Regions from separate parts of the Homo sapiens genome. Here region 2 is linked to region 1. Evidence: read pairs that join two places in POLR2A ChIA-PET (ENCODE). Cell type or tissue: Panc1. All regions are shown on one strand. Each heading gives the region's core, and the rest is flanking DNA. Links, peaks and the distances in the headings are about the cores only. Region 1 has its middle 9.5 kb from the start of NFE2L2. Region 2 overlaps AGPS (alkylglycerone phosphate synthase).

Region 1 (16,495 bases), core at 84-2,583:
TGTGCAGCTAAAAGCAGCCCATCAAACCAGCTCTCTCAGGCTGGCTGCCTCAAAACCTGCCTGCCTAAAAATATCTTTCTCTCAGATGGCACAGAGCCATACACTCCATCTCCCCAGCTGAACTTCCCACCATTAGAACGACTCAGCTACCCACATGCCTTCCACCCGAGCCATTGTTAAAATTCAACTGTGAACCCTATAATCCTCTCCTGTTAACACACTAATGATTAGCTTATCAGGTTACATGAACTCGATCTTGGATCAAGTGAAGTTTGTTTGGGAGTTGGGCTGCAGATGGGTAAGGTCAGGAGCATGAGAGTGAATCATGGACTATTAGATGTGGCAGTAACATCAGAAGCTGTACTGGCCAGTCCCAGCATTTTACAGATGAGGAAACTGATGTTTAGGTGCCAAAGCCTAGGTGTCTTGACTTCAGGGTGACCAACCATCCCAGTTTGCCTGGGACTGAGGGATTTCCTGGCTGTAGAACTTTCAGTGTTCAAACCTGGAAAGTCCCAGACAAACTGGAACAGACTGACCACCGTGCTCGATTGGGAGCCCAAAACTCTTCTGCTTGTCTGGACAAGTCAGGTTTGAGCGTGCCCTTGCAGTAAGAACCCCTAGGCTGCTTGGTACAGCTCAAAAATGCCAGGTGGGGAAATGACCACAGACCTGGTTTACCAAGGCTGGCTCCCCTTCAGTCTCTAAGCATGGACTTGGATGCCATGTGGGAGCAGCCATATTGCCCCATGACTGACCAAAGTGTTAGCCTCTTGGGCCACAGCATTTAGGGAAGCTGGTTACATAGAGATGGTCTCAGAAAATAAGGCTGTGGTATGGTTTGTGTACTTCACAGAGATAGGACCACTGTGTCAGCCACAGCTCTGCGGTTCTCAAAGCTTGGGGGTGGAGTGCTGCTGCTGTTTGTCTCTGCTGCACATGGCTGCACAGATGTTGGGAATGGAGAAGTATTTGGGCAGGGAGATGGATCAGCAGGGTTCCCCGTGCTATCATCATTTCCTTTTTTAGAAGTTTTGTCATTTAGAGGTTTTGAATCTTGCAATAAGCGGTCATCCTTGATTAACTTTGGACTTTTTCCCTTAAATGTCAGGCACCTAATTTTAAACTTTTTCCTGGTTTTACTTCTCCTCCCAGGCTATTTTGTCCCCAGTCCTTGGTTGCTTGGCAGTTGTTTCCAATATAGCGCCTCCTGCTTTCCATTCAGCTGGGATCCAGCTCTAGCTCATGCCCTGTACCTGGGGCCTATGTGTGTAAACTAAAGAAGGGAAGGATGCCGGGCATGGTGGCTCACGCCTGTAATCCCAGCACTTTGGGAGGCTGAGGCGGGCAGATCATGAGGTCAGGAGATCAAGACCATCCTGGCCAACATGGTGAAACCCTGTCTCTACTAAAAATACAAAAATTAGCTGGGCGTGGTGGCACATGCCTGTAATCCCAGCTACTCGGGAGGCTGAGGCAGGAGAATAGCTTGAACCAGGGAGTCGGAGGTTGCAGTGAGCTGAGATCATGCCACCACACCCCAGCCTGGGTGACACAGTGAGAGACTCCATCTCAAAAAAAAAAAAAAAAAAAAAAAAAAGGAAGGAAATCAGGAGGCAAGGAAGGAATAACACAAGAATCCCAGCCAGGCAAAATTGTCAGTGTAAGTTCTCTTTAATATTCTCTTTCCTGCATACATTGCTTTAACATACCCCCAAACCCACCTCCACTTCCAGCCCTACCTCTACACACATCTACGAGAATCTAAACTTTTCATGGTCCACCCTTGCTCTCAACCATCACTAAAATGTCCTTAGTGCCCAAATAACAAGTTTACTGATCTGGTAAATGAATCCCTGATGATGCGGGTTAAAGTTAGAGGTGCAGCCCTCAGAAGTGAATCTTAACTTTGACCTTTATAGTTAATATCCTGCCGAGGCTATCTTAACACTTTAATAAATGTAGTTCTTATGGAGGAACTGTGGAGCTGGGAGGGCAGGTAGTGGCAGGAAGCATAGTGGAGGATTATTTTGGGAAGAGCTCTGTGATAAGCTCTTTTTTCTTTTTAACAAAGAAAAATACAGGATGCCCAGTTGGATTTGAATTTCACATAAACAACAAATAATTTTTTGGTATAAATATGTTCCATGCAACATTTGGGATATACATATACCCAAAATTATTTCTTATCTGAAATTCAAATTTAACGGGGCGTCCTGTATTTTACCTGGCAGTTCTATCTGTGACCTGTGATGCCTCCTAAATATGCAGCCTGTGCAGTAGACGGGCAGGATTGCTGTGGAGTTCAGAAGTTTCCAAATTCTGGCAGAAGGCAACCAGCCCTTCAGGGAGGGCATCGCACAATATAGTCAGGTGAAACTGCTGCCCCCAAAGCCAGCCCTGCTGATGTCTGGGGGCATCCAAGGCAGGCCTGAATGGAACATGCCCAGAGACTGGCCAAGGTGCCAGTAAAGTGGGTGTGTTCTGCTAGATCCTTCCAAGAACATAAAGTGTCTAGTTCTGGTGCTGACAATTGACCTAATATCTACCACACTAGCACACTATTTTTAGGCCTAAGGAAGGAGTGCAAGATTTTAAAAATAAGGTAGTAGATGTAGGGGAAATTACATTCAAAAAGCTCAATCCTGAATGTGAGTTTAAGACCAGGAAATGCAATATATTAGATCTAGAAAAGGTTAGTACAACTAGCTTTCCATATATAAATACCTAACACTGGCTGTGCATGGTGGCTCACGCCTGTAATCCCAGCACTTTGGGAGGCCGAGGTGGGCAGAATCACTCAAGGCCAGGAGTTCGAGACCAGCCTGGCCAAGATGGTGAAACACTATCTCTACCAAAAAATAAAAAAAGTAGCCGGACGTGGTGGTGCTCATCTGTATGTAGTCCTAGCTACTTGGGAGGCTGAGGCATGAAAATTGACTGAATCCGGGAGGTAGAGGTTGCAGTGAGCCAAGATTGCACCACTGTACTCTAGCCTGGGAGACAGAGTGAGACTCTGTCTCAAAAATAAATAAATAATAAATATATAAATAAATAAATAAAAATAAAATAAAATACCTAAGACTAAGACCCCACACTTTTCTTTCACTTTTTTTTAATGAACAAAGATAATGCTACCAGCTTCAGGAAAATTGCTTTTGCCACCCATAATGTTTTGTTTTCAACTAATAAAGACAGAGGCTGTTTTGTTGTCTGCTATTGGCTTCCATATATAGCCGACAGCTATACCCTGTCTATACTTCCAGATCTACTCTCTACCCTTCTCTGTCCTGCTCTATGCTCTGGGAAGCTGACCCCTTATGGACTCCCTTCCTTTCTGGATTCTGATTAGGGCCAGCCAGTGGGAAACAACAATAAGAGATCAGATGGTGGGAAGACAGAAAGATCAGAAGAGTAGCTTTATTCTTGTTGGTGTTTATTAAAATGCTCATGATTTCAACAACTTGGTAAAAAGCACTCAATAAAATAGAAACAGATGCATACTTCTTTAACATGATACAACACATCTAGCCAGCATTATGCTTGATGGGGAAAGTCTAGAGGTAGCCCCAATAAAGTTAGGAATAGACGGGGTGCTCACTATCATAATTACTATGTAAAATTTTACTGAAGGTACTAGCAATCATGACTTGGCATTATAAAACTTCAAGTATAAAAATAGGAAAGTAAGAAAAATATTTTCATTATTTGTAGATGATGTGACTCCGATTTTAAACCCAAGAGACTCAACTGAAAAATTATTATGAACAATAAGACAATTCAGTAAAGTATAAAGGTGGAAAATTAATATACAGAAACCAATCAATCTTATATGTGCAAATAATAACCTACTGGAGGATATAAGGATGAAGGACCTTATTTAAAGTAGCAATAGAAAAAATAAAATACTTGGGAACAAATTTAACAAGAAATGTGTATGCCCTATATGCAGAGAACTTTAAAATAAAACCAAGGAACCCAAACAAGCTTTGGATAAATAGAAAGAACATACCTGGGTAGGAAAAATAAAAATTGTTAAAATGTCATATCTCCCTAAGTTAATTTAACATTTTAACACAATTCCAGTAAAAAATACCATTTTTTTCCCTTTCAAATTTGGCAAGAGATTTCTCAAATGTATATGTGTGAGGGAGAATGTGGAATGGTTAGCCCTATCAAGTATTAAAACACATTATAAAGCCTCAGTAGTTAAAACAATGTGAGACTGATCCATAAATGGACATACAGATCAATAGAACAGATGAAAATGTTCTGATATAAACCCAGATACACGCAGGAATTTGTATACAATAAAGGTGACATTGCAAATCACTAGGGAAAAGAGAGACTGACTATTCAATATATTGTATTGAACTAGTTGTAACAAGTTAGCCTAGTTCTAGGCAGGCTGTAACTAGGCAGCCATCTGGAATAAAACTGGATCTATACACTATACACGAAATTACAAAGACATCATATATTTAAATGTGAAAAACCAAATTAAAATTACTAGAGGAAAACTATGAGAAAATGTCTTTATAACCTTGGAAGGTCCTTGTAAATGTGACTTAAAATATATAAGCCATTAAAAAAAATGATAAATTCAATTATGTTAAAATAAAAAATGTCTGTGTGGCAAAGAAACAAAATCACCATAATCAAAGTTAAAAGACAAATGACAAACTGGGAAAAGTATTTTCAACTCATGTCACAAAGTACTAATATCCCTTATATACAAAGCACCACTAGAAATAAATAAGATTTTAAAAATCAACAACCCAATAGAAACATGGGCAGTAATATGAATATGTTTGTCACATTTTCAAAAATCTAAAAGTTTTGACAATCTAACTTATGGTATTATACATTGGTAAGACTCTATGAAAGGTAATTTGGCAAGATCTGTCAGTCTTATAAGTGCTTATCCTTGACCCAAGAGGCACTTTTCAATGACTCTATCCTGTGAATATACTTAACACATAAAATGACCTATTATTAATAGTTAGATTTATTTAATCATCTCGTGTGTGCATGTATATATCTCATAACATCACATTGTACCCCATAAATATATACAATTATCATTTGTCAATTAAAATAAAAATTTAAAAATCATTTAAAAAATGGCCAGGCACGGTGTCTCACACCTGTAATCCCAGCATTTTGGGAGGCCGATGCGGGCGGATGACCTGAGATCAGGAGTTTGGGACCAGCCCGGCCAACATGGGAAAACCCCATTTCTACTAATAATACAAAAATTAGCCAGGTGTGGTGGCACATGCCTGTAGTCCCAGCTACTCAGACGGCTGAGGCACGAGAATCGCTTGACCTGGGAGGTGGAGGTTGTGGTGAGTCGAGATCGCACCACTGCACTCCAGCCTGGGTGACAGAGTGAAACTGTGTCTCCAAAAAAAAAAAAAAAAATTCATTAAAAAATGACCCAGGTCAAGGTCAAGGTAACTTATTGCAGCATGACTTGTAATAGCAAGATTAGAAACAATCCAGTATTCATCAATATGAAACTAGTTAAATAAATCATGATGCATCCATGTAATTGAATATTATGCAGCTTTAGAAAGAAACACATAGAGGGGGCCGGGCGAGGTGGCTCATACCTGTAATCCCAGCACTTTGGGAGGCCGAGGTGGGTGAATCACGAGGTCAGAAGATGGAGACCAGCCTGGCCAACATGATGAAATCCCGTCTCTACTAAAAGTACAAAAAATTAGCTGGGCGTGGTGGTGGTCACCGTAATCCCAGCTACTCAGGAGGCTGAGGCAGGAGAATCGCTTGAACCCAGGAGGCGGAGGTTGCAGTGAGCAGAGATCGCAGCACTGCACTCCAGCCGGGGCGACAGAGTGAGACTCTGTCTCAAAAAAAAAAAAAAAAAAAAAAAAGGAAGAAAGAAATACATAGAGAGTGAAGATGTACCACATAGTATATTGATAAACAGTACAAACCTCCAAGACATTTTTAATGAAAGACACAAGATGGAGAACCATATGCACTGTTTGCTACCTTTTGTGTGAAAAATGAGAAAAATAGAGTATATATTTGCTTATATATATATACACATATGAGTATATTTATACAGAATATATATTATAGTATATATAATATGATAGTATTTAGGATGTATATATTTGCTTATATATACAAATGAGTATATATAGATAGTATATATTATAGTATATGTAATACAATAGTATTTGTATATAGAGAGTATATATTTGCTTATACATATGTTTCTGGGGAAAAGTGAGGAGATTTAGTGAATGGAAGATAGAGTGGGGAGGTTAACTTTTTACTTTTTATATTTTTTAAATATTCAAATCATGAGGATTAAATATGAAATACATAAAAAGTGCTTATTAAAAAATCAAACAATACAGAAATATGTAAGGTAAGAAGTAATGTTCCTCTACCCTTAAAACTGCCACTCAGAGAAAACCAATATGAGTAGTCTGTTATATACCTTACAGGATTTAGTCATTGAGAAACAGATAGGAGACTTCAAAAAAATTACTTATTAGGCAAGGAAAGCATTAGTTTCTGGGTCCTGGCAGTCACATTGTTCTGGCACTACCAAATCCACTTAGACCACATATAAGCAGCTGAGATAAATGTTGATCTCTTGCCGCACGCCCACAGTGAGCTGCTCTCAAGAGACTTCACCCAATCCTACGGGAGTTCAGTTATATGTAAAATAAGAAGTTAGAAAATAATTCTGAATTAGGTGGCATTTTAAAAGTGAACGGTAGAGGCCATTAACGCCACTAAATTAAGTATGATGGTAGATTTTAAATTAAGACATTAACATTTCAGTAAATGAAAATGCTTGTGCAGTCTGCAAAATTCTTGGCAGTAGTACCACAGAATTCAGCCAGTAAGGGCTCCTAAGTTACAAACATAAAGAGTCCCAAAGAACACAAAGAATCATTCTTTATTTTCCACTGCTATTATTAAAAATTTTAAAAATATATTCTAGATGGAGCCTGCTAGTTCACTAGTGCAATAAAGCGAGCCTCACATTACTGAGACCTCCTCGCAATCCTGTTCCTTTGCCTCAGAAAATTCCTTGATGAGTAGAATATGAATGTTATAAATATTTATTAACAAAAATATATACAAAATGAAATATGCAGCCTTCCTATTTCAACATAAATACCAAGGTCTCTTGCTAAACCAGCAGTTGATATTTTAATACATGTGCCCTAACACAACAAAACAGTGTTTATGCAACACACTCTTTCCCGTCATCTTATAAAAGCAGTCTGTTGATGTTGGAACAAACCTTAGAAAGTTTAGTCATGCAATTGTTCATTCAATTAAGGAACATTTACCAAGTATCTCCACATAGCAGGTAAAGTAAAAAGTAACGGAGATAAGAAGATGAATAGCACCATCTCTGGCTCTTGAATTTAAGTCTAAGCCAATTCTTTTATTTTTATATCAAATAATCTCTAGGTTTCTCAAGTTCAGACCATAACTTTTTATTATGTCAAGTATCATGCATTTATAAAAAGAACTAAATATTTTATATTTGTGGGTTGGCAGTGGTCTATTCTTCCATCAATGTTGTTCACATAGTCATTTTTTGTTTTCAGATGATTATTTCAGAGGATCTGACTGCTCTTCATCTTCATGAATAACTTTAAATACATTAATCCAGTTAGCCTCACAACAACCCTCATTTTACAGACTAGGAAACTTTTGTCAGTCATGCTGAATTACTTTCTCAGGCTCTCACAGCTAGTATCTAAACTCAGGTGTGCCTGTCTCACACTTATATTCTCTACACAATAGTAAACAGCAGGATTTGTAGAAATGTAGGCTAGAGAAATTGTAATTTGTATTAATTACATGATTGTCATTTGTTAAAACCTCAGCTGCTTCACAGATGATTTCTTAGAGAAAAGTATACTATGACAGTAAACACAATGTGTTTCCGAGGTTCATAAGACTGTGAAATGATACCAGGTGACTGTTGGTTTCCGTCATTACAATATTGTACATTAAAATGAAAACATATAAGTGAAGTTACTGCTATTTCAATTGTATTTCTTTACATTTTATCATCAAACCTTCCTATAGCCTTATCTTTTGTTCATTTGAACTGCTTTGCTATACATCTTTTTACTATCCATATCATCTATTATATCTTTAAAGATACCATAATATTTTTATATTATATTATTATGTTTTTAAAAGATACTTAATCTTTCTTCTTTTAGCCACATTGGTGTGACTCTCCTCCTAACACACTCTTTCCACATAAGCCTTCTGAAAAACAAGACATTCACTCATAGTGAATGATCAATGCATAGCTTGCTCAGAGCAGGGTACACATTTTTGAAATTATGAAGGTGAGTTGTAGTAAAAGAGATAATTTAAGTTGAATATGATAATTTGATAGAATCTGGTACTGATTGTCAGCTTTGAAGACCTTGTACCACAGAATCAGACTGCAAAATCTTAGAGTGATATTCTTCCAATGAGCCACTAGCAATCAGAGAGAGGTTTCTGGGGGCCCTCGTACTTTCTGTTTTATGTATTTGCAGATTTGGATCAAGAGCAGAGGGTTAGTAAGCCTTAATCAAGAAAGAAAAAAAACAAATACATGGAAATCTTAAATTGAATTCCAACATGAAAATTATGGCACAGTTTATACAACTTTATGATATCTCAGTTGCATAAAATTATACTTCACCCTTCAAATAATGACATACAATTAAATGAGGTCTATGGCAAGTACTATCATATAGAACGTGATCCCTACAATGTTTAATCATTCACAAAGCATTGGGAGGTGTCTTGGGGCCTAGCCCAGTGAAAAGAGCAAAGGTTTTGAAACAGCCAAATCTAGAATTTCACATGAGCTCTTCCATGGAATCTTGGCCAAGTTACTGAATCAGATTGAACTCGGCTTTATCACCCGTAAAATGGCTATTGCTAGTATTAGTAATGACACATACAAAGTGTTTGGAAGGAGAGCTTTGTACATAATGCTCAATAAACTCAAGTTTTACCTGAGGCACTTCACACAGTACACAACAGTGTTCTTAAATTAAATTGAATTGATTATAAGGAGATCAAGTGTTCATATTATCTAATCTTCCAACCAGAGCGGACAATTGAAAAGATGTATTTCCTGCTAATACAGTACTTACTTTCCCAGGAGGCTAGACTGGGCAAACTTTAGCAAGAAATGTCTCCATATATAGTGTACAAAAAAATCTCCCTCTAGTTTATGAATCCGTGTTGTCACAAAACATTTATTTATTCAGTGTTTAGAGCTTTTTTAAAAATAAAAAATAAAAAAACTACAGTGACCTTATTAGGTTAGGTAATAGATATTTTAACCAATTTGATTTAAATTGTTAATGGTGTCGTCTAGGAATTTAGGGGAGAACAGTCAAGAAAAAGAAAGAAACAGGTAATAGTTGTTGCATCTCAATGCAGTTCAGAAAACATGAGTAGGTCCACCAGCGTGTGGTAGCAGAGGAAATTCTCAGGCACCAGTTGAAAGTAAAAGCTTGGTATTTTATAGTTTCCTTTTGTAAGAACTCAAGTTTTTGTTGAGTTGCATATTTTATATTTTCTGGAATTTTGGTGTCATTTTATCCATAGTTAATAATATTGTTTCACCATAACTCCTCTTTGATTATGTAACCAGCAAAGTTTCTAACAATAAAGCATATTTTAGGGGTACATACCTTCCTCTCAGTCAATGTATAGAAAGTATTACATTATGTATTAAAACCTCAGTGCCATGACAAGATAGTCAACATCTTTAGTCATCAGAAAAATACAAATCATAACTACAATTGTGTGTGTGTACTTATCAAATTGTGTACTTTATATATATGTAATTTATTTTATATCAATTAGACCTCATTAAAGCTATTTTTAAAATATTATGTGAATTTTGCAGAAAATGAAAAGAGAAACCCCTGACCTCAGCTATCAGGTTGGCTACATTAACTGCCTGCCTCTTTTGCATCATCAGCTACTTCCTGGCTATGGGCAAGTGTGATGTTTTTTTACTGGACTGTAAGGACCTTCAGAGTAGAATCCATGTTTAACTCAACTGAGTCTTCCTTCAAACTCTCTCACTAAGTATTCAACTGTTGTTTTTTAAATGAAACATAAATTGCTTGGATAGTTTTTGGTGAAACATTTCAGAAAACATTTCTACCTAAATTCCCTAATGAACCTTTACGATTTTTTGAACTATGCATGGGAGGCAGCATATCTTCATGCTTAAGAACTTTAAAGTCAGTGATTTGTTCAGCTACTTACTAACCACCTGACCATAGATAAAATTATCTCACCTCTCCAGGCCTCAGTTTGCTCATTTCTAAAATGGGACTGTAAAGGACCTGTCTTGGATTTTCTGAGAGGATTAAATGATATAACCCATATAAAGTACATGGGCCATATTTAGCACTCAATAAATACTTGTTGTTTTTGTTGTGTTGTTATTGCTTTCCATATCCCTAATATATTGTAGAGAAATAAAGAATCTAAAAATTCGGGTTATTATGCATAGTAAGCATACAAGAACTGTTAGCAGGGAAAAAGACAAGTGAATTAATACACTGACCGTTACAAATTTTTGAAAGTTTACGAACTCCAAAGACTGAAATATTCCATCTTTCATCAGGAGAAAGAAAACGTGATGAACAAGTTACCTGAATCTTACAGGAGGGATAGCTCTAAACTGACATTAAAGTTACCTGCATATTAGGCTTTTTAGAATCACACAATTAGAGAAATTTAATTTATTGGAAGAAGCAAAAGGGTTTTAACACCTTATAGTCTTCTCAGTACATTTTGATTCTTGCTCTTAGACCTTTTCATTAAATAAGAAAAATTAAAAACCTGCTGGTACGTAGAGAGGCTAAAGTTGCAAACAGCTCATTTACTTTCTCCCTACCCTTCACACTGAAGTTCTTAAATGCAGAAATCCTGTTCTCCTATTTGTTTGCAAGTTTTCTCTCTAGTGAAAAATACTTCATCATTTTGTCCTTGGGGAATTCATTAAACAGAATGTGGAAAAATGTAATCTTTAGGGAGTTTTGCTGTGAGTACTCTCAGTAAATACAGCACAAGCCAAGAGACTCTACAGAGACCTGACCTAGAGTAGACGAAGCCTGGGCCATTGTCAGATAATCATTTCCTTGAGCTTTGAGGCAGTCACTTAATTGTTTTGTCACCTCTGATTTTTGTAATATTGGGCCTAATTGCATCTCCCTGATTTGTGGGGAGTGTTTATAAAATATGTACAATAATTATTATCATTAATAAACTGGATTATTAATCCCCTCCAAAAATAATGTGCCAACATGTCAATAAAATTTACACCTTATCCTTTAAGTCTGGCCCAGTACTAGATTTGCCTTTAAAAGTCCAAGTCAGCCGGGCGCCATGGCTCACGACTGTAATCCCAACACTTTGGGAGGCTGAGGCAGGTGGATCACCTGAGGTCAGGAGTTCGAGACCAGCCTGGCCAACATGGTGAAACCCCGTCTCTACTAAAAAATACAAAAATTAACTGGCATGGTGGTTCATGCCTGTAATCCCAGCTACTGGGGGGCTGAGGCACGAGTGTCGCTTGAACCTGGGAGGTGGAGGTTGCAGTGAACCGAGATCATGCCACTGCACTCCAGCCTGGGCAACAGAGTGAGACTCTGTATCAAAAAAAAAAATTCCAAATCAATTTGTTGTATGCGAAGAACATAATACCATGAGTCAGGAAATGTTATTCTATTTCTGGTTCTGCCAGTAGTTACCTCTGTGGTCATTAGTAACCACTTCACTCTTCAGTTTCCTCAAATGTAAAAGTAGGAATTTGGACTATATCAAGGAAGAAACATACCTGATATGTGCCACCACTCATAATTCTGTGCCCATGGCAGACATTGTTAATCAATCATTGAACTTTTTCTACCAAATTGGGAAGCTGTTTTTGAATACTTTTCAGCAAAGCACTGTAGGCAGCCACTACCAATGTATCAGAATTGGCAATCAAAGTGAAATTTGCTTCCCATCTCCGGGCCAGAAGACGTCTAAGGTTTTTTTTTAATTCTAATATTACTCAAAGGGCAAAATGAGAGTCCATGGAATAGAAAGTGTCAGGAGACAATTATGTTGGCAAATCTCATTTCCCTTTTTTATTTTCCAGCCTCCAAGAATGTTATAGATTATCTGTAAGGTCTGTTTATGAGGATGCTCTGCTCTTCCATTCGTTGTAGTCTGCTTTTTGTTTGTTCAAAGTGGAAATAGTTTAATTGTTTTTATCCCTTAATTCTAAAAATGCTTTCTGTAAGGATTTGAATAATACAGAAAAATACAAAGATGGAAATGAAAATTATCTGATATTCTACTCCCATTATTAATATTTGAGAACTGTCCTTGAAGACATAGCTCTAGGCATAATGTTTTTCTGTATTTTATTTTCCCCACAAAGCGATGTTACGTTTGGGCTACTTTGCCTGTTACTGAGAGGCTGCAGTTCTTAATCTCTATTCATAAAATTTTGTCTTTGGTAATTCCTGTTCTGCTGAGTTAAACGTTGCAAATATAGCAGTAAATTGGAAGAGAAAGGATCTTTAGAACCTTACAACAACTACACTTAAAGATGTGGTAAAATTCTCCAGGCTCCACTCAAATAAATACAAAATGGAAAGATTTACAAAGCTTGTGGTTATAATTCAATTTGAAAATAAAACAGATCCAGTGGCATGGGAGAAAAGCAACGTTCTTTCCTTACTCCCACACCCTACTCCCACCTTTTTTCTTCTTCTTATAAAAGTAATGTATGCTGGCCAGTCACAATGGCTCATGCCTGTAATCCCAGCACTTGGGGAGGCTGAGGCAGGAGGACTGCTTGAGGCCAGGAGTTTGAGACCAGCCTGGGCAACATAGTGAGACTACCCCCTCTACAAAAAATTTTAAAATTAGCAGGGCATGGTGGTGCATGCTTGTCATCCCAGCTACTCAGGAGGCTGAAGTGGGAAGATTACTTGATCCCAGGAGGTCTAGGCTGCAATAAGCCATGATAGCACCACTGCATTCCAGCCTGGGTAACAGAGCGAGACCCTGTCTCAAAAAAAAAAAAGTATGTTTATTTATTTAGAACAATGTAAACATGGAAAAATGAGAAAAAAAAGTCATCAGTCTCCATCTAGTCAAAATAATTACGGTTAACATTTTGGAGTATATGCATTCTGTCTTTTTTTTCTGTGCATATATATTTATATAGGTATCAACACATAAAATTCAAAGGACTCTTTTAAACATTTTTCTCTTTACTCACTGCATTGCTGTTGCTGCAGGATACTTTTTCTTTATGAGCAGGAAACTACACAAGTTAAAACTGGCTTTGGAGATGTACAGCTCATTGTACCAGTAGTTTGCACAGTGAGGTGTACACCCCAGGGAACCAAGGATGCGGGTGTGTTTTGAAATTAATACACCAAATATTTTGAACACTGCTTTACTGGAGTTTGTTATTTTATTTACTTATTTATTTTTCGAGATGGAGTTTCGCTCTTGTTGCCCAGGCTGGAGTACAATGGCGCGATCTCGGCTCACTGCAACCTCCGCCTCCCGGATTCAAGCAATTCTCCTGCCTCAGCCTCCTGAGTAGCTAGCATTACAGGCATGCACCACCATGCCAAGCTAATTTTGTATTTTTAGTAGAGACAGGGTTTCTCCATGTTGGTCAGGCTGATCTCAAACTCCCGACCTCAGGTGATCCGCCCACCTTGGCCTCCCTGGGATTATAGGTGTGAGCCACCGCGCCTGGCCTATACTGGAGTTTAGTTTATCCACTGGGCAGGTTGCTCAAGTTCAAACTCCCTAAGCAGATATTCAGCGAGTATCTTACATAACTGGCACAAATGAGGTCATATCACGGTCAGAACCTCTGTATGCATTTATCCCTCCATCTACTTCATTGATAAAATGTCTGTGTTCGTGAAGTGTATTTTGATAAGGAGACTATCTCTCCATCGTCTAATAAAATGAAACTTATGCATGGTGTGATGAGGTTTTTTACTTTGTATGTAGCAACAAAGATATGTTATGGGAAAGACAGCTTCCTCATTCCCAGGGAAGTCATTTTCTTCTGAGAGTCTGAGTTTTATTAAATCACCAAGTATCATCTCCCTGTTTGTGCTCCCAATGTTGGTTAACAAACAAAGAGCAGCCAGGGGAAACCCTGCCTTTGATAGTCACCATACATACAGTATGCTGTTTTGGTTATCAATTGCTATGAAACAAACCACCCCCAAATTTAATAGCTGAAAGTGATTTATTATAATTTCTCACAGTTCTTGGTGTTGACTTAGCTTAGCCAGGGAGTCTTCTGCCGGTCTTGCTTACAGTCTCTTGTATGTGACTGCAGTCATATAGCAGCTGGAGCTGGAGTTCTTTGGGGGCTTGAATAGGTGGGCTCGAAGGTCCAAGATGGTTTCTTCATTCACATGTCTGGTGTGTTGGTTCACATAGTCTCTCTCTCTCCATTTAGAGTTTCATCTTCCATGACTTTTCCCATGGCCTCTCTTTCCATCAAGGTAGTCAGACCTCTTAGGATGATGGCTGACTTCCAAGAGTATAAAATTAAAAGCTGTCAGGGCTTTTTCAAGCTTAGGTTAAAACCTGGCATAATGTCACTTCTGGCCTCTTTCCATACCTTAAAGCAAGTTGCAGGGCCAGCCATGCTTGTTTCAATATGAGGGGACTAGACAAATGCCTCAATATCAGGAGAGGTGGTTTACTGGGTGCCATCTTTGGAAGCTTTCTATACTTTACACTGGACAAAGTAGAATTTCAACTACAATTCTAAAAGATTATGAATATTTTCTGGCTCAAACATGGAGAACAATTGAGAGGAAGTGACAGAGAGAGGAAGAAGCCTCAAAGTGATGGAGGATTTTGAAACAATCGGTACTTTCTTGCACCTTGCAACTTGGCAGATTGGAGCACAAAGGAGGTGGAACTAAGGGGTCAATGCATCACCATTATCCAGACTTCTTATACCCAGAAGACTTACTTGATGATACTTTTTTTTTAGACAGAGTCTCACTCTGTCGCCAGGCTGGAGTGCAGTGGCGTGATCTCGGCTCACTGCAACCTCCGCCTCCTGGGTTCAAGCAATTCTCCTGCCTCAGCCTCCCTGAGTAGCTGGGACTACAGGCGCATGCCACCACAACCAGCTAATTTTTGTATTTTTTAGTAGAGACAGGGTTTCACCACGTTGGCCAGGATGGTTTTGATCTCTTGACCTCGTGATCCGCCAGCCTCGGCCTCCCAAAGTGCTGGGATTATAGGCGTTAGCCAGAGCACCTGGCCAATGATGCTTATTTTTTATGAGCAATCTGGAGCAAGGTATCACAATTGACACATCTCAAGCATGTAGGGAAGGCCGTCTTCCCAAAGACAGCAAATGATTCAGGAATCAATGAAAAGGTACAAGAGTCAATAGAACATAAAACCAATTGGAGGGTATTTTTCCCAAATAGTAGCGAGGAGAGCCTGGCAGCAAAAAAGGATCCCATGGCAGCAAGACAGGAGAGAAAAACCAGCACCTCCTCTTTCTTGTTCTTTCTTGCTCCTCCAGAGCTTCTCAACATGCATTATCTGTGCCCTCCTAACACAATAGGCAGGTTTGGAGGGCAAAGCAAGGGCTCAGGCTCTCATATGAAGACAATCACATTCCAGAGTCTGCCAAGATTGGGCACCTCCTTGACGTGGGTGGTCTTGAGAATGGGGTTCCCTTTATTTGGCTAAACCAAATGCCAAACAGCTTTTCCTTAGTGTTTGTTTTTCTTAAACAAGTTCAAACTCTTATCATATTGCTCCCCTCCCTTTGAAAATATGTACTCTGCAGATGCCTGAAATAACACACTCTCAGCAAATTGCAGCATTGGAAAAGTGAAGGTTATTTCATTCAGTCTAAACTCAATGGAAATTTTGTGGCTTAACAAGGAAATACCAAATACTTTATAAACTCCTTTAGAGCAGTAACCATGTCATATGACTCTGGTATCTCCTACCTACTAGGCTCATTGTCTACCTTCTCTGATGTCGTAATTTTAATAAGTAACTTGAATTGTTAACAATTTACTCTTGTCTTTTTCTTGGACTCAGAAATGTTATTTTATTATTATGTCTCTGCATCTTTCATGTGAGGTCCTTTGCAAACAGTTTTCTCCTAACTTGTTTTCATTGTGCAGATCATGTTGCAGGGTTTTCACATAACAGCTGAAAGGAATTAATAGGAGTTAAAGAAGCTTGCTTCAATTACAAGTAATTAATTTAGGCTTCACTTATCTCAAGGAATATCTGAATATACAAATTTACACATAAATCCTGGGAGTGTCAAATTATGCAACCTAGAGAAAGTAAGCTCTGCAGCTTTTTGGGCGTTGATTGCTATAGTCAGGGGTGTGTGTGTGGTTTTTGAATGAAATAGCAAAACCACTGC
Region 2 (16,495 bases), core at 10,795-13,294, 120 kb before region 1:
AAAGGGTAAGTTTATTATTCAGTCAGTTGCAGACATTAGAAAAAATTCAAAAGTCCGCCTTAGGCCTGCAGCAAAACTTAGAAACCCTACTGAACTTGGCAACCTCAGTTTTTTTATAATAGAGATCAGAAAGAGCAGGCAGAAAGGGACAAACAAGTTAAGAAAAAGGTCACCGCTTTAGTCATGGCCCTCAGGTAAGCGGACTTTGAGGCTCTGGAACACCGAAAGGCTGGGCAAGTTGAATGCCTAATAGGGCTTGCTTCCAGTGCGGCCTACAAGGACACTTTAAAAAAGATTGTCCGAATAGAAATAAGCTACCCCCTCGTCCATGCCCCTTATGTCAAGGGAATCACTGGAAGGCCCACTGCCCCAGGGGATGAAGGATCTCTGAGTCAGAAGCCACTAACCAGATGATCCAGCAGCAGGACTGAGGGTGCCTGGGGTAAGCGCCAGCCCATGCCGTCACCCTCACAGAGCCCCGGGTATGCTTGACCATTGAGGGCCAGGAGGTTAACTGTCTCCTGGACACTGGTGTGGCCTTCTCAGTCTTACTCTCCCTGTCCCGGACAACTGTCCTCCAGATCTGTCATTATCTGAGGGGTCCTAAGACAGGCAGTCACTAAATACTTCTCCCAGCCACTAAGTTGTGACTGGGGAACTTTACTCTTTTCACATGGCTTTCTAATTATGCTTGAAAGCCCCACTCCTTTGTTAGGGAGAGACATTCTAGCAAAAGGAGGGGCCATTATACACTAGAATTAGGAGAAGGAAAAAGGGTAAATATATACACAGACTCTAGGCATGCTTACCTAGTCCTCCATGCCCACGCAGCAATATGGAGAGAAAGGGAATTCCTAACTTCCGAGGGAACACCTATCAAACATCAGGAAGCCTTTAGGAGATTACTACTGGCTGTACAGAAACCTCAAGAGGTGGCAGTCTTATGCTGCCAGGGTCATCAGAAAGGAAACGAAAGGGAAATAGAAGTGAACTGCCAAGCGGATATTGAAGCCAAAAGAGCCGCAAGGCAGGACCCTCCATTAGAAATGCTTACAGAAGGACCCCTAGTATGGGGTAATCCCCTCCGGGAAACCAAGCTGCAGTACTCGGCAGGAGAAACAGAATGGGGACCCTCATGAGGACAAGTTTCCTCCCCTCAGGATGGCTAGCCACTGAAGAAGGAAAAATACTTTTGCCTGCAGCTAACCAATGGAAATTACTTAAAACCCTTCACCAAACCTTTCATTTAGGCATTGATAGCACCCATCAGATGGCTAAATCATTATTTACTGGACCAGGCCTTTTAAAAACTATCAAGCAGATAGTCAGGGCCTGTGAAGTGTGCCAAAGAAATAATCCCCTGCACTGCAGGCCATACGTTTCAATCCCTGTATCTTTAACCTCCTTGTTAAGTTTGTCTCTTCCAGAATAGAAGGTGTAGAAGTATAAATGGTTCTTCAAATGGAGCCCCTGATGCATTTGAACTACTGCGGACCCCTAGACCGGCCTACTAGCCCATGCTCCAATGTTGATGAGATCGAAGGCACCCCTCCCAAGGAAATCTGAACTGCATGACCCCTACTATGCCCCCAATTCAGCAGGAAGCAGTTAAGAGCGGTCGTCGGCCAACCTCCCCAACAGCACTTGAGTTTTCCTGTTGAGAGCCGAGACTGAGAGACAAGACTAGCTGGATTTCCTAAGCCGACTAAGAATTCCTAAACCCAGCTGGGAAGGTGACCGCACCCACCTTTAAACACGGGGCTTGTAACTCAGCTCACACCCAACCAATCAGATAGTAAAGAGGGCTCACTAAAATACAAATTAGGCTAAAGCAGGAGGTAAAAAAAAAAAAAAAAGTCAAATCATATATCACCTGAGAGCATAGGGGGAGGGACAATGATTGGGATATAAACCCCAAGCATTCTTGCCGGGAGTGGCAACCCCCTTTGGGTCTCCTCCCATTGTATGGGCTCTGTTTTCACTCTTAAATCTTGCAATTGTGAGAAAAAAAAACAAAACAAAACAGTAGTTGGGTTTTTTTTGGTTTGTTTTACTTAAAATAATGATTAAAAAAAAAAATCAGCAGTAGCCCCTTCTACTTTAAGTGACAGGTAGTTGGGATTGCTATCTTTGCTTCCGGCAAACCCATGGAAAAAATGAACCCCATAAAGTTTGGGGGAAGAGAAGAAAGCATTAAAAGCAGGACCCAATCACAACAACAGAGGTTCTCAAACTTTCTGGGAGTATAAACATCACCTTGGGTACTTACTTTAAAAGCAGAGTCCTTGGATGCCACCCTAGACCCAGCCCATGATTACAATTTCTAGCACCCTCAGAAAATTCTGATGAGGGTCATCCACAGACCACATGTGGGTAAGCATTACCTTAAGACATGAGAAAAAGTTAAGAATAGAAGCCTCATCTGTTGAATAGCCACAAAGGAATACAAAGCTTTAATGTAAATTGTTTACAATTAAGTTGCTCTCACCCAAACCTTACCAAAATCAGGAGACTGGAATTGAGAGAGAGAAACGGAAAGGAAAAACTTTAAATTCACTTCACTATAGGAGAGGATGGCCCTGAGTAGAATTCCGCAAGAAAACAATGGGCAGCAAGAGGGCAAAGTGGCAGCACTCACCATGTGGGAGACAGGGGAAAGAGATAACAGGAAATGGAAATATGATTACATGACAGAGGAGGTGGCATAAATCTATACCCAAATCTTACAAAGGACTATCTGGAAGGAGAAATGAGGGCTATACAGAGATCATATTTTCTGATGCAAATTTTAGGAAGTTTGATCCGCTATGGAAATTTGCCTAGTTCATGTATGTTTATAAAAGTCTTAAAAAGTATAAAAATTAAAACAATTATTTATCAAATAACTTTCCTTTAGCACAAGAATATATTTATTCAAATTCCAATGTGTGGCCACCAAGGCCACATATCACACATAGAAGCAAGCAATGGTGAGCCATGACTACTAAGAGTCATGGAGAAGAGTTTCAAACCAGAAATAGCACAAGAATGACCAAACATCATGTGTGTGATACTGACAATCAGCCTAAAACACAGTACGAGAAACTGCTGATGTTCTACACTTTTTGGGTTCTTACCTTCCTTCCTAATGCATAAGGTGACATTTACTAGAAATTTGTTTTCTCGCCAGGCACAGTGGCTTGTGCCTATAATCCCAGCGACTCAGGAGACTGAGGTGGGAGAACCACCTGAGGCCAGGTGTTCAAGACCAGCCTGAGCAATACCTCAAGACTCTGCTCCAAATTTTTTAATAACCAGGCATGGTGGCACATACCTATAATCCCAGCTACTCAGGACAATGGTTCTTGAGCCCAGGAGTTCAAGGTTACAGTGAGCTATGATCACACCACTACACTCCAACCTGGGTAACAAAGCAAAACCCCACCTCTTTTTTTTAAAAAAAAAAAAAAAAAGGAAATTTGTTTTCTCTATTAAAATGTCATTATTGCCACTGAGTACCTCCTACTTCTTGCTGTGCTTCCATCTTCAGAAACCAATATAGTTTGAATATTTGTCCCTGCCCAAATATCATGTTAAATTGCAGTCCCCGGGGCTGGAGGTAGGGCCTGGTGGGAAGTGTTTGGGTCATGGGGGCAGATCCCTCAAGGTTTGGTGCTGTCTTTACAACAGTGGGTTCTCATGAGATCTGGTCATTTAGAAATGTGTGGCACTTCCCCCTCCCACACCCAACCTCAACTCTTGCTCCTGCTTTTGCTATGTGAAGTGCCTGCTCCCACTTCATCTTCTGCCATGATTGTAAGCTTCCTGAGGTCTTCCCAGAAGCTGATGCCAGAGTTATGTTTTCTGAACAGCCTGCAGAACCGTGAATTAATTAAACCTCTTTATAAATTATCCAGTCTCGGGTATTTCTTTATAGCAATGCAAAAATGGTCTAATATAGAAACTATTTTAGCACTCTATTCTTATTACTCCTTTCTATGTAGTTTACTGCAACAATGACAGTATTGCATAACACTATAAAGCTAAGGGCTTTACAATCATTACCTTATTTCCTTCTCACTTTAATCCTGTGATGTAGGTGTCATTACCCCTATTTAAAACATGAAAAAAATGGTCCAGAAAGATTCAGTAACTTGTCCCCAGTCACAGGAACAGTACATGATACAGCTAGGATTTAAACCATGACTGTCTGGCTCCAACACTCCTAACTAGGAAGCAAAGATTTCAGTATACTCAATGATGGCCACACAAGGAGTACAAATTATTACAAGAGCTCAGTGGTGTTCATCTCTAGCTGAAAGAACCCTTCATTGTGGAGGCATTTAAACTTTCCCTTCTTTGGAAGATGGTAAAATTTCAATAGTCAAACAGAGGAAGAAAGCACAAGGATTTTCCCATCTAATAAGCAGCATAAAATTGGCTGAAGCATAAAGCACATTCAAGAAGTCATAGAGAACAGCTGAAAGCCTTGAATGCCAAATAAGAGATTGTTATTACTTCAATAATCAATAGAGAACAATAGAATCAAAACAGTATTTTCCATGTTCATTGCTTCTACCAAAAGTCAAAATCTAGCAGTGTGTACTTTAAAACTTTGTTGATTCTCCAATGTGGATGAAATCCCAATTCTTAAACACAGCACCACTCTACATTTTCACCTTCTTTAACAGCTGTTCCCAGACACATTAAGTTATGACAATTCCTTATACACACCATGTCCTCTTATGTCTTCCTGTATATATCCCCTGTCTAAAATGCCCTTCTCTCCCTGGAGGCAACCAGTCTAAAAGTCACTTCTATAAAGCCTTTTCCTATCTTCTTCAAGAATTTATGGCTCTTTCTTCTGCATACAATGACTACAGCTACATCATATCTTTTATATATCTATATATCTCCACTGACTGTCAATCATTTTTGCAATGTTAGAATGTAGCACAGCACAAGCAGGCAGCAAGTACTGACACTTTCTCTGAACAAAGATTGGTCTGGTAATAGAATGAAGAATCATTTAAAGGCGGGAAACAAAAGAAAGGGAGACCAGGCTAGAAGTGAGACAATTAAGATTTCATCTAGGCTGGTGGCAATGAGAGAAAAGCAAAGTGTCTTGAGAGTCGATAATAGAGTCCATCTGACTTGGAGTCCATCTGATTTGTCAATGAACCAAATAAGGGATGGGGGATGGAGCTCAGCAAGAACTCATGACTCAGGTGTTGTTGGACTTGGGCATCTAAATAATGGCGGAAGTGAAGAGAAACAGTGGAGGACTGAGATTGGAGACTAAAATAATGACCTTACACATGAATGCTGAGTTGGAGAAACCAGCAAGATACTCAGATAGAAATACCCAATAATTAAAAATGTAAAAATGAGAGTTGAGAGTTAGAGATAATAACTTAAAGTTCCCCCAACAGTGGTAAAAGCTATTACAGTTCAAGTAGATGAAATGATTAAGGAAGAAAATGCAGAAGAAATGACTAAAAATTAATCTTAGGGATTTTTAAGCTTAGGAAGAGAAGGAAGTCAGCAAAACCATGGTCAGAAAGACAGGAAGGTGGGAAAAAAAAAAAAAAACAACAGAATAGTGCAATAACATGGAAGCTAAGAAGAGATAAGAACATCTACCAGGTACCAGAATTGGTTAAGAGGCTAAAAGTTTTATAATTAGGTTATTCATGGCTGTTAAGGCCTTTTCAAAAGAGTGATACGTGTGGAAAATTTCAAAACGTTATCTGAGCATGCTTTTAAGCAGCAGGAAAAATCAACAAAGAGAAAAAGATTGATGACTCAAGGAAAATCAATAGAATAATTCATGGAGCAGGATTATAGAGAAGGAATCATCAAAAACAATGAGCAGATAATCTGGTTGTATCATCTTTAAATGCATGATAACCAGAGTTGGTTCAGCTCATTTAGCTGCCTGGGCAGCTACCTATGTCCTATGACTACCACCACTTCCTTCCAGGCAATAACTGATTGCAGCAATGTAAACATGTAACCCAGGACTGGAAACAAGGGGTTCAATTATTCTGTGCTATTGGCTGAATTCCTGAAGGAGTGGGGCAGCCATATTTTACCATTTGGACAGAAGAGCAGAAAAAGCTGATCCACTTAGAGAAGCCTGCAGCAAATAGTAGCAAGAAGTGATACTAGTAAGAAACCTGATGGCTTTCTGGTTCTTGGCTCTAATTCCATCCTGAGGCCAAGCTCCATTCTTACCCTTGGGTTCTTTGGCACCCCTGTACTCTTAGAATAAATTTCCCTTTTCTGCTTTAACCTAGCTCAGATTAATACTTATAACAAATATCCCTCATTAGTATACATACCAAAATATGATAATTTTTTTAAGTTACCAATTGTATAAAATCTGAGTGCAGGCATGGCAAACTAGAATGTACTTTCTGAAAATAATGGCAGATGGCAGGTATGAACTTGGAAATAAAATCAAAATTAGAATAGTAGTCTAATAGTTGTAAAGCCAGAAATAATTTGTGAAGGCAAAACAAATACTATCTGGAAATCAAAGCCAACTGATATAAAAGAAAAAAGCAGAACCTTTCTGAAGGAGATTTAACTTCAAAAATGAAACTACCAATTTACTTTAAAATGCATCAAAACAAAATAGATTAATATTAGGTGGAAAAAAGAATGGATTAATGGATATGTGATAAGCACAGTAACATGTTAACAGTAGAATCTAGGTGGATGGTACACTAATGAGTATTGTGAAGTTCAATTCTGCAACATGTTTAAATACATGCAAAATGTTGGGGTGGGGGGCGGCAGGGAATGAAAACTGCTGACACCATAATCCTTAAATTACATCACTCCATGTAACAAGATTTGCCTGAACAGTAAATAGGAGCCATCTGAATAAGCACGGAATGTACATTATTTACTGATAGCAATAAGTGGTTTAAACTGATACATCTAGGCCAGTCGTCTTAGCTCTCCCTCCTTCTCATTACCCCCATAGACCCAGGCAGGGTTAAGCACTATTCCTTAGGCTCCCTGTGGTCATGTTTTGGTTTCCCCTTTAAAGACTCAGGCTAGAACATCTAATTTCCTTTTATCTAAATTTCTGGAAAGCTGCTTCCCTAAATTAGAAGATACAAACTTGCTCAAATATGATGTAGTCGTTCTCCAAAGATTCCGATGATTTTCAATTTTTTATTACTTGTCAGAATTAAGTCCAAACAAGCAATCGTTCCTTATTTCTGTCCACGCCCAATGAGATCAGCGAATGATGTATTCCAATGCTCTTTGACTCATTAAGGCCCTTTTTTAAAAATGTGCCTTAAGGAAATTATTAAGGATTTAATTGTAAAAAGCTTACCACAGCATTCTCTATAATAGGGAAACACTGGAAACAAATATAACACCGTCCTCATCAGATAAATGGTACCTACATATAATACAATACTTCCTGAGTCACTGAAAATGATTTTACACATTATTATTTCTTGATAAGGAAAGGTATACACAAGACAGTGAGTGAAAAATGGCAATTTCAAGACATTATTATGGCGTGACCTCACACACATATGCTTATGTCTGAAAGGATCTAAGCCAATGTGCTATAGCGGTTATCTCTTAATGTTAGTCTTCATTTTGATTATTATTTTCTATTTTTTTCTGCAACAAAATGCATAACATTTTAGAATGCCAAAATTATTTTCCCTTTTCTTTATGATTGTAAAGTAACTGCCAGACATTCAGCTCCTAGCAGAATGACACTTCTAAACACTATCCAGATTGCTGAAAGACCATCATTACTAGAGCAAACTGCCACACCAGTTTTATAAACTTTATTACATTGCCCAGATTTTCCTACCCTAATTCTTCTGATTCTGTTCTCATCCAAATGCTCTCTCTCATCAATATTTTCACCCTCAGATTTAAGAATTTTTGCATAACATCTTGACATAGAACAATACTCTTCCAATCCTTCTAGACTAGGTTTCTTTGATATAAAATTGCCCTTCCATTGTTGTAGTAGTCACCATTCCTTTCCTATACCTTACATCTTGCAGTAATAGAAGACACATCAGTCTTCCTTAGTAGACCTACATGTCCCAGTAGGCAAAAACCATGTGTCAATAATCCTCCCCAGTGCTTAGCATATGGAAGACACAAAGTAATTGCAAACCTGGGTAGATGAAGTTTCTTTTTTTCTTTTTTCTCCTTTTTTGAGACAGAGTCTTGCTCTGTCACCCAGGCTGGAGTGCAGTGGCATGATCTCGGCTCACTGCAACCTCCACCTCCCAGGTTCGAGTGACTCTCCTGCCTCAGCCTCCAGAGTAGCTGGGACTACAGGCGTGCACCACCACGCCTGGCTAATTTTTGTATTTTTAGTAGATACAGGGTTTCACCATGTTAGTCAGGCCGGTCTTGAACTCCTAACCTCAGGTAATCCACCCGCCTCAGCCTCCCAAAGTGCTGGGATTACAGGCGTGAGCCACCGCGGCCAGCCAGTAGACGAAGTTTCAAATGGGTGAGGTGGCTGAAGAGTACCTAGGTGATTTAAATGAATTCAAGGCTCTAGACCTACATATTATATCCTATGACACTTAGCACTTAACCGTATGTTTTAAAGTTACTCTTCATAACCTGAGAAATCGTGGGGAAAAGGTAACAGGAGATAGATCAATGCTTCCCCAGTTCTCAAAAGTAAAAAGAAAAGATCCCCAAAACAAGAGACTCTGAAACATGGGATCAATCAACAAGCAAAGGTCTTCCAGACAATGGCACAATAAAAGGTGTAAAAGCTGAAAAATGTGGCATGAATAAGAGACTCTGCCTAGAACAGTAGAAGAGCTAGGTAAATCAGAAGCTGAAGTTTAAAAGCTACATATTTTAAACAGCGGTTAGAGGTGAGGGGATATGAATTGAGTCCAGCTGCACCAGTCTCCTTGTGGCTTTCCTGATATGCCACATGTGCATTTCCTCTTAGGATATTTGCACATACTATTCCTCTGCCTAGAACACTCATTTGCCTGGATATCCATATGACTAAACTCATCTCCTTTAAATATCTGCTCAAATGTCATGTTTTCATTGACATCCTTCTTAAAATTTGAACCCTACCTCCTTACCCTCTCTACTTTTTCTTTTTTCTACAGTACTTATCACCTTCTAACATACTTAATAATTTACTTATTTACTATGTTTAATTTTCCATTTCACCCACTGGAATGTAAGTTCCAAGAAAATAAAAATCTTTCTCCATTTTGTTCACTGACATAGCCCAAGTGCTTAGAACATAAGTAACCAATAAATACTTGTTTAATGCACAAAATGAATGTGAAAGATTGTGAAGGAAAAAATGAACAGGGCTGGGTGATATCAATATAATATCAAGGAAAAAGCTCTAGAATTGAGATGTTTTAAAAATCTGGAATCAGCCGGGCACGGTGGCTCACACCTGTAATCCCAGTACTTTGGGAGGCCAAGGCGGACAGATCACCTGAGGTCAGGAGTTTGAGACTAGCATGGTCCAACAGGGTGAAACCCCATCTCTACTAAAAATACAAAAATTAGCCAGGCGTGGTGCTGTGCACCTGTAATCCCAGCTACATGAGAGGCTGAAGCAGGAGAATCACTTGAACTTGGGAGGTGGAGGCTGCAGTGAGCCGAGATCGTGCCACTGCACACCAGCCTGGGCAACAGAGCGAGACTCTGTCGCAAAAAAAAAAAAAAATTAAAATTAAAAAATCTAGATTCAAATTTAAGCTTTACCACTCAGTAGCTAGAAACTGACTAATATATTTTTCTGGCAAGTATCTAGGAATTTCAGTTCCTAATCTGTGAAATGGGCAGTTGTGAGGATCAGATGACACAAACATGTATGAGAGCAGCAGAGTGACTGCAGAATTAATTATTAATTTGAATAAATTCAAAAGAAAGTTCGATCTTAAAAGAATGAAAAGAAGTTCAAGATAGGGATTGAAGGATGTGACTGTGGGACTAGTGTTAACACTATGAGATATGAGAAAGCCCAGATAAATAAGTTCTAGAGAATGAGAAAGAAGATAATGAGTTAGGTTTCCACCTACACCTGTACTGGCCAGCACGGTATATCACTAGCCACATGTGCCTATTTAAATTAAAATTAAACAAAATTTAAAAGTCAGCTCCATAGTGGCTATGATACTGGATAACACAGATTACAGAATATTTCTATCACAGAAAGCTCTACTGGATAGTGTCGACCTACAAAATTTGAGTTGACAGCAAAATATCCACTCCATAGTATATGTGACTAAAGTGATAAGAGAATTCAAGTAGGTGTCATTTTAATATTCCTTAGGCTGGATTCCTATACAGTTAGTTCAAGCACCTTTAGAAAAAATGTAAAACCCAACTAGGTAATCAATCTGAGTTGGAAATGCGAACTTCTGTGATTATAGCAAATTAAATAGTTCACATTACTTGATTCTAAGGTCCTGGGATACCTGAGCATTCCCCTGCTTATAGGATGAGGTCTCTGACACAGCAACTATAAATAGAATTTGGAGAGTCCCACTGAGGTCAACAACAAGAATCTGGTCAGCAACCTGGCCAAATCTCTGATTAGTAATTTCAAACATGCTGGCAAGAACAAATGTTATATGCAATCATATAACAGTTTTCTTAGTGAATGACAAGACGATATCTACCCCTCCGAATCTCACCCAGGAGGCAAAACTCTCTCATCAAAAGTAACTGCAGTTACTGGAATAGTAGCAGTTTTTTTCAATGAGTAAGCGTATTTCAACTACTGAAAGATCCAGAATTAAATATACAAATGCTTAAGAGAACCAAAGACAGATGTTAATGTTTTTAAGAAAACTATACAAAAAATTGATATTTTATATATTTACAAAACTTAAGAGAATCTAGTCTTTAAGAATGACTGACTTGTAACTCAAATTTAAAATGTGTAATTGAGTAATAGAGTTGGACTTATGATTTTAAGCTGAAATCTTATAAGCTCGTAAATAATATGTGAACACTGCAAGGTCACTTTGTTTAAAAATCCAATTTAATTTATTTATAAAAATGATTTAGTACCTGGGAGCATTCTGTTTATTACCTCAAACAATTGATGTACTTAAGAAAAGTAAATATATTAATTCTTAAACACTATTTTAATTACTTTAACCTCTTCCTATGCAGTAATATCTATAAAAACACTAGTTTGATATGCACTTTATATTAAAACAAGTAATTATTCGGACCAAAAGTAACCACCACCTAAATGTTCATCAATAACAGAATGGATAAATTGTGGTATATATCTACCCAATGGAATACTATTCATCGATGAGGATAAACAAAATGTGACTAGATGCAACATGGAGGAATATCACAAACATAATACTCTGAAGGAAAGAAGCCAAACACAAAAAAGTACACACTGTATGATTCCATTTACATGAAGTTCAAACAGGCAAATCTATATGTTAGAAGTCAAGGTAGTGGTTATCCTGGTGGAAGGAGCCACTGGGATGAGCACAAAGAGGGCTTCCTAGAGTACTGGTAATGCTGTTTCTTAATCTAAATACAGATAAAATAGATGTGTTCATTCTGCAAAAGTTAATTATGCTGTAAGTTCTCTCTCTACTGTTTTGGTAGCATGTGTTAGGCTCTACACCTGCAGAGGAGGCCTTCTGTGGTACACTGCCTGTGATGGAGTGTAATTCAGGGTAAATATTAGGTAGTACAGATCTAAGCCACGATCTCCAACCAGCATTATCAGTAAAAAAGCTAATGTTTTTACCTCTCTGTCTGTATCCTGTGTCTTATCTCTCAGTTGATTCTGAGCCCAGATGTTGGGACAAGGATATGACAAAATATCACCCCCAAGACCCAACAAATAAAGAGAACACTAATAGGCAGAGAGCTATTAATACTTTATGCTACAACGGTAGACTCTAGTCATGATCCCTTGATTTGGTTTAGGGTTGAAATTAACATACTAATCGGAATAACAGCAGAAGTTATCTTCTCAATAATAAGGAAATAAAATCAAACGGAGTAATATTTGCTTAGCACTTGCTTTTAAAGTGTTCCATAAAGTATCTCATCTGACTACAACAGCAATCCATTTCTCTGCAGCCTAAAAACAGATCACTTAATTCATTCTCAGGTATTTTTATTAAATGACCACAAGGGTAGATGGCTCTATAGTAACTTCCCAACATAAAAAAGTCTATGTAGAGAAGGTCTGGTCCATCTTAAAATGCAATCTAGAGAAGCATATTAACAAATAACCACAGCGATTAAATCTTCAGTTTCCTGTTCATTCACAGTCCAAAGACAGTTTGCAACTAGGCAGTAAACCCTCCATGACCTATTCTCTTTTCCTCCTTTCTTCTCTGATCTTGGGTCTTCCACATTCTTCCTAATTCCCTTTCATTCCAAACACTGTCTTCTTCCACAAGTCAAATGGCAAAATGCACTCACAAAAGTAAACTGGCTGGTCTACCTTTTTAAACCACCCATTACATTTTCTTATTATGAATTTCATTTTGACAGAATGATGTTTTATAATTTATTAAGTACAACATAAACTAATGCCTTCTTAACTATATGACAAAGTATTTGATCATGATCTATTTAATCACAAAAACTTTGAAACTTAGCATGACAAAGACAGCAACTTGATGAATAGTAAGTAGATATCTCCCCGGGAACATCAGATGTGGTAATCCAGCATAGAGGAAAGAATATGGACTCTGGAGCAAGAACAGAGTTGAAATGCCATCTCTTTCATTTCACAAATGCAAGGCCTTAGATAAATTAACTTCTCTAAGCCTCTAGTTCCTCAACTGTAATGTACATATAGTATCACTCATTTTTCAGAGCTGTTGTGTGAGATTTAAATGACATAATGTACATAAGCTTTAGCATGGTTCCTGTCATATTAGGACTTAGTCAATTAAAACTCCTATTACTACTATCACTAGAATTCCTAGCTAGGAACTCAAAATAGGGTAAATATTTCATTCAACATAACTACCAAAATAAGCTCGAATTTTGCCAAACGATGTTAAGTTTTAAGCCAGGTCACTTGTGCAAATAACCTTTGCTCTGTATCAGCTCTTACAGGCTTCAGGATACCCTCTTGGGAAATATTTACAAGAGGTTAACTCAGCTGTATTCCTTCTGGAAAATATCTACCAAAGCTTCCGGCAGATGTTAAATAATACTTTTTTGTTTTGTTTTGTTTTTTGAGACACAGTCTCGCCCTGTCGTCCAGCCTGGAGTACAATGACGCAATCTCAGCTCACTGCAACCTCTGCCTCCCAGGCTCAAAGCAATCCTCCCGCCTCAGCCTCCCCAGTAGCTGAAACCACAGGCCTGTGCCACCACACCAGGCTAACTTTCTTTGTATTTTTGTAGAGATGGGGTCTCACCATCTTACCCAGGCTGGTCTTGAATTCCTGGGCTCAAGTGATTTGCCTGCCTTGGCCTCCCAAAGTGCTGGGATTATGGGGTGTGAGTCACCATGCCCGACGTTAATATACTGCTTTTTATTAAAATGGCATTTGTAAGTGACATTATAAGCAAGTAGACTAAACAATTAGTGGCGTTCTTAATCATTCTTTTGACCTGAACATTTATAACCTCCGTAAAAACTGCCATTGAGCAGTTCTGACTAATGCAAACCACAATGAGGTTGGAGCCAAAGTTATAACTGGGAAAGAGGTTAGCAGTGTGGAAGAATGAAAGTTAACATGGTATTTTTTCTTCTCTTTTTCGTAAGACCACAAGAGCCTTAAAAAAAAAAAAAACTGAAAAAAATCCAAAACCAAGACGTAAAAGTGTCACATATGTAATTGACATTTACTATGATTTTTAAGGATCTAAAATTGCACTTAGAAGCAAAGTCAAAAGAAAAACTGTACATGGGTAACATGCACTTAAGGAAAAAGGGAGGATCCAAGAGTAAACTGTCACTTCAATACTCTGCTCAGCAACTTCAAATAATGAGAACATATGTTCCGGGATAGAAGTAATTGGAGCCGGCCAGACGTGGTGGCTCATGCCTGTAATCCTAGCACTTTGAGAGTCTGAGGTGGGTGGATCACTAGGTCAGGGGTTCGAGACCAGCCTGGCCAAGATGGTGAAACCCCATCTCTACTAAAAATACAAAACTTAGCTGGGCACAGTGGCAGGCTCTGTAATCCCAGCTACTCCGGAGGCTGAGGCAGGAGAATCGCTTGAACCCGGGAGGCAGGAAGTTGCAGTGAGCTGAGATCGCGCCACTTCACTCTAGCCTGGGAGACAGAGCAAGACTCCATAGCAAAAAAAAAAAAAAGAAAAGAAAAAGAAGTAATTGGTGCCAACTTCATAGGAGACCATGTGATAAGTAAACAGCAGGTTTTGTTTGGTCAGCCCTCTGAAATGTCCACATTCCTCTGGACTGTGTCATCCCTTTTCTATTGTCATTCAGTCTCCAAACTCCTGTGGCATTAATTTAGTTACATAGTTTTAAAGTGTGATTAAACTTTAATGGTGTCACCTAATGAACTTCTAAAACTCTCACACACATCATTTCCTCCCTATTCTCATTGCCATCATCTTAGTTTAATTCTTCATTATTTCTCGCCTATTGTGTTACAACAGCCTCCTCTAACTGATCTCCTCTAACTGATCTATGTCCATCCTTACCGTTCTCCAATCCATTCTTAACACTGTAGCTGGAGTGACTTCTCTCAAACCCAAACCCAATCTGATCATGTCTCTTCCCAGCTTAATTCCTTCAAGGGTTCTCTATCACCAAGCCCCTTCAGCTGCTTCATTTTTCTTTATATTTATCACTACCTGACATACTATATTAGTTGTTTGTTCACTGTCTCCACTCCAGCTAGAATATAAGTTCCATAGGGCAGAGTTTTTGTTCACTGCTATATTTTATAAGCATGAATGAATGCATGAACGAATGGACTGATAACCCACAAGCCAAAGACCTCCATGACCTGCCACTGCCCTCCTTTCATTTTATTCTCACCTCTACCAATACTAAATCACCTAGTTATGTAAATACGATATGCACTTTCATGGCCCCTTGCTTTGTCATATGCTGTTCCCTTTGCCTGGAATATAAACTCTCAAAATACCATCCACATTTTAAAATCTTCTCCAGAAAGCTTCCTCTGACCACCCCCACCCTCCCACCCCCATATAGAGTAAGTCAGTCTTTCCTTTGTGCTACATTTGTACCTGTATCTACAGTGGCTCTAATCAAACTGCACTGTGTCTCTCACTTCCTAGATTGTGAACTCTTTGAGGCTGAAGACTACTTATTCATCTCTTTACCTCCAATGCCTAGGACAGGACCTTCATAAAGCAACTACTCTATAAATGTTGAAACATATGCATGACTATTCTGTAACAGGAATGAAAATATGGCATTTCAAGAAGTCACTACTCCAGGCCATGTGATATAACCAACCATGTGATAAAACAACCATGTGATAAAACAATTACAAGCAATGTTATCATCCAAAGTAATAAAAGGGAAGGAATAATACACAAATCACAAAATTATTCCAAAATAATTGACATATAGGCATACTCACACCTTATTAGATATATACTGTGGTTCCTTCTTCCTCTATCATTTATCTTCCCTTTAGGCTGGATTCTGTAGCTGGCAACTGCAGGCCCAGCTAAGTAGGAAGTAGAAGGGAGACTTGGGTTCCTCATGATTATCTATCAAGTATATCACCCTCTGTGGAAGCTTTTGATGTGTCATCTAATACAAGTTTCTGTGTTCCCTCATATTTTGATGAAAATCTCAAAGTACCAGTACAGGACTAGATTTTACCACTAGTCGTCTAACCCCGAACCAAAGACCAGGGCTTCCCACCAGCTGTAACCTATGCAACAAATGGGTTACAGTCGTGCCTGAACTATCGATGCCTTCAGTCCTTGGAGCAGCCACACAGGGCATCCCTGACCAGTCACCTTCAACCATCATCTTGGTGTGCCTTACAAACGTTACTATTTTTTCTCTGAATGCTGTAAACCAAGCCATTAAATCTAACCATAAGGAAAACCTGCCCTCCTTACTTGGTTCTAAGAGTGTGAATCTACATAAAATGTACAATCACATATATGCATACAAATGAGAACACATAAATGTACATGAAACCATTTAGAAAATTTTAAACCTAATGACAGCTATTAATAATATAACCTCAATTGAAGCCAGGAGACGAGATGAAATCCTTTATTCCTCCCCTCCCCACCACTCAGTAACCAAGTTATGGAAAATTTACCTCCTAGCATTTTCTCAATTAAGTTGCCTACTCCCAATAATATGCCTTAGTTCAGAATCCCAGCATTTCTCCCTGGAATAATAGTCTCCTAGTCTCTCTGCCTTTAGACACTGTGAAAATTGCAGCTACCATTCTTTGAAAGGTTATGTAACAGGCATTGCACTAAACACTTGATCATTTAACTCTATTTTTTTCAATTCTCACAGCAACACTGCAAAACAGGATTA

What was found. Peaks named below come from ENCODE experiments on the same cell type or tissue, not always from the same donor. Only the 100,000 strongest peaks of a DNase experiment are listed, where the experiment ranks them.
Region 2: POLR2A ChIA-PET joins it to region 1 with 8 read pairs; 2 of 35 experiments call an interaction of 5 or more read pairs at or near these places.

Annotation. Positions count from the first base shown.
Region 1 is chr2:177,266,009-177,282,503 of GRCh38, reverse strand. No RefSeq gene overlaps it. Among named protein-coding and RNA genes, the nearest start is that of NFE2L2, 9.5 kb to the right of the region's middle. RefSeq lists an enhancer at 609-1,028. In Panc1, for the core only: no CTCF peak of the experiment used is centred there; no DNase peak of the experiment used is centred there; H3K27ac peaks cover 462 bases.
Region 2 is chr2:177,394,750-177,411,244 of GRCh38, reverse strand. All of the region lies in intron 1 of AGPS (alkylglycerone phosphate synthase), which reads right to left. Among named protein-coding and RNA genes, the nearest start is that of AGPS, 10 kb to the right of the region's middle. RefSeq lists silencers at 46-211, 14,290-14,584 and an enhancer at 14,223-14,723. In Panc1, for the core only: no CTCF peak of the experiment used is centred there; no DNase peak of the experiment used is centred there; H3K4me3 peaks cover 149 bases; H3K27ac peaks cover 1,797 bases.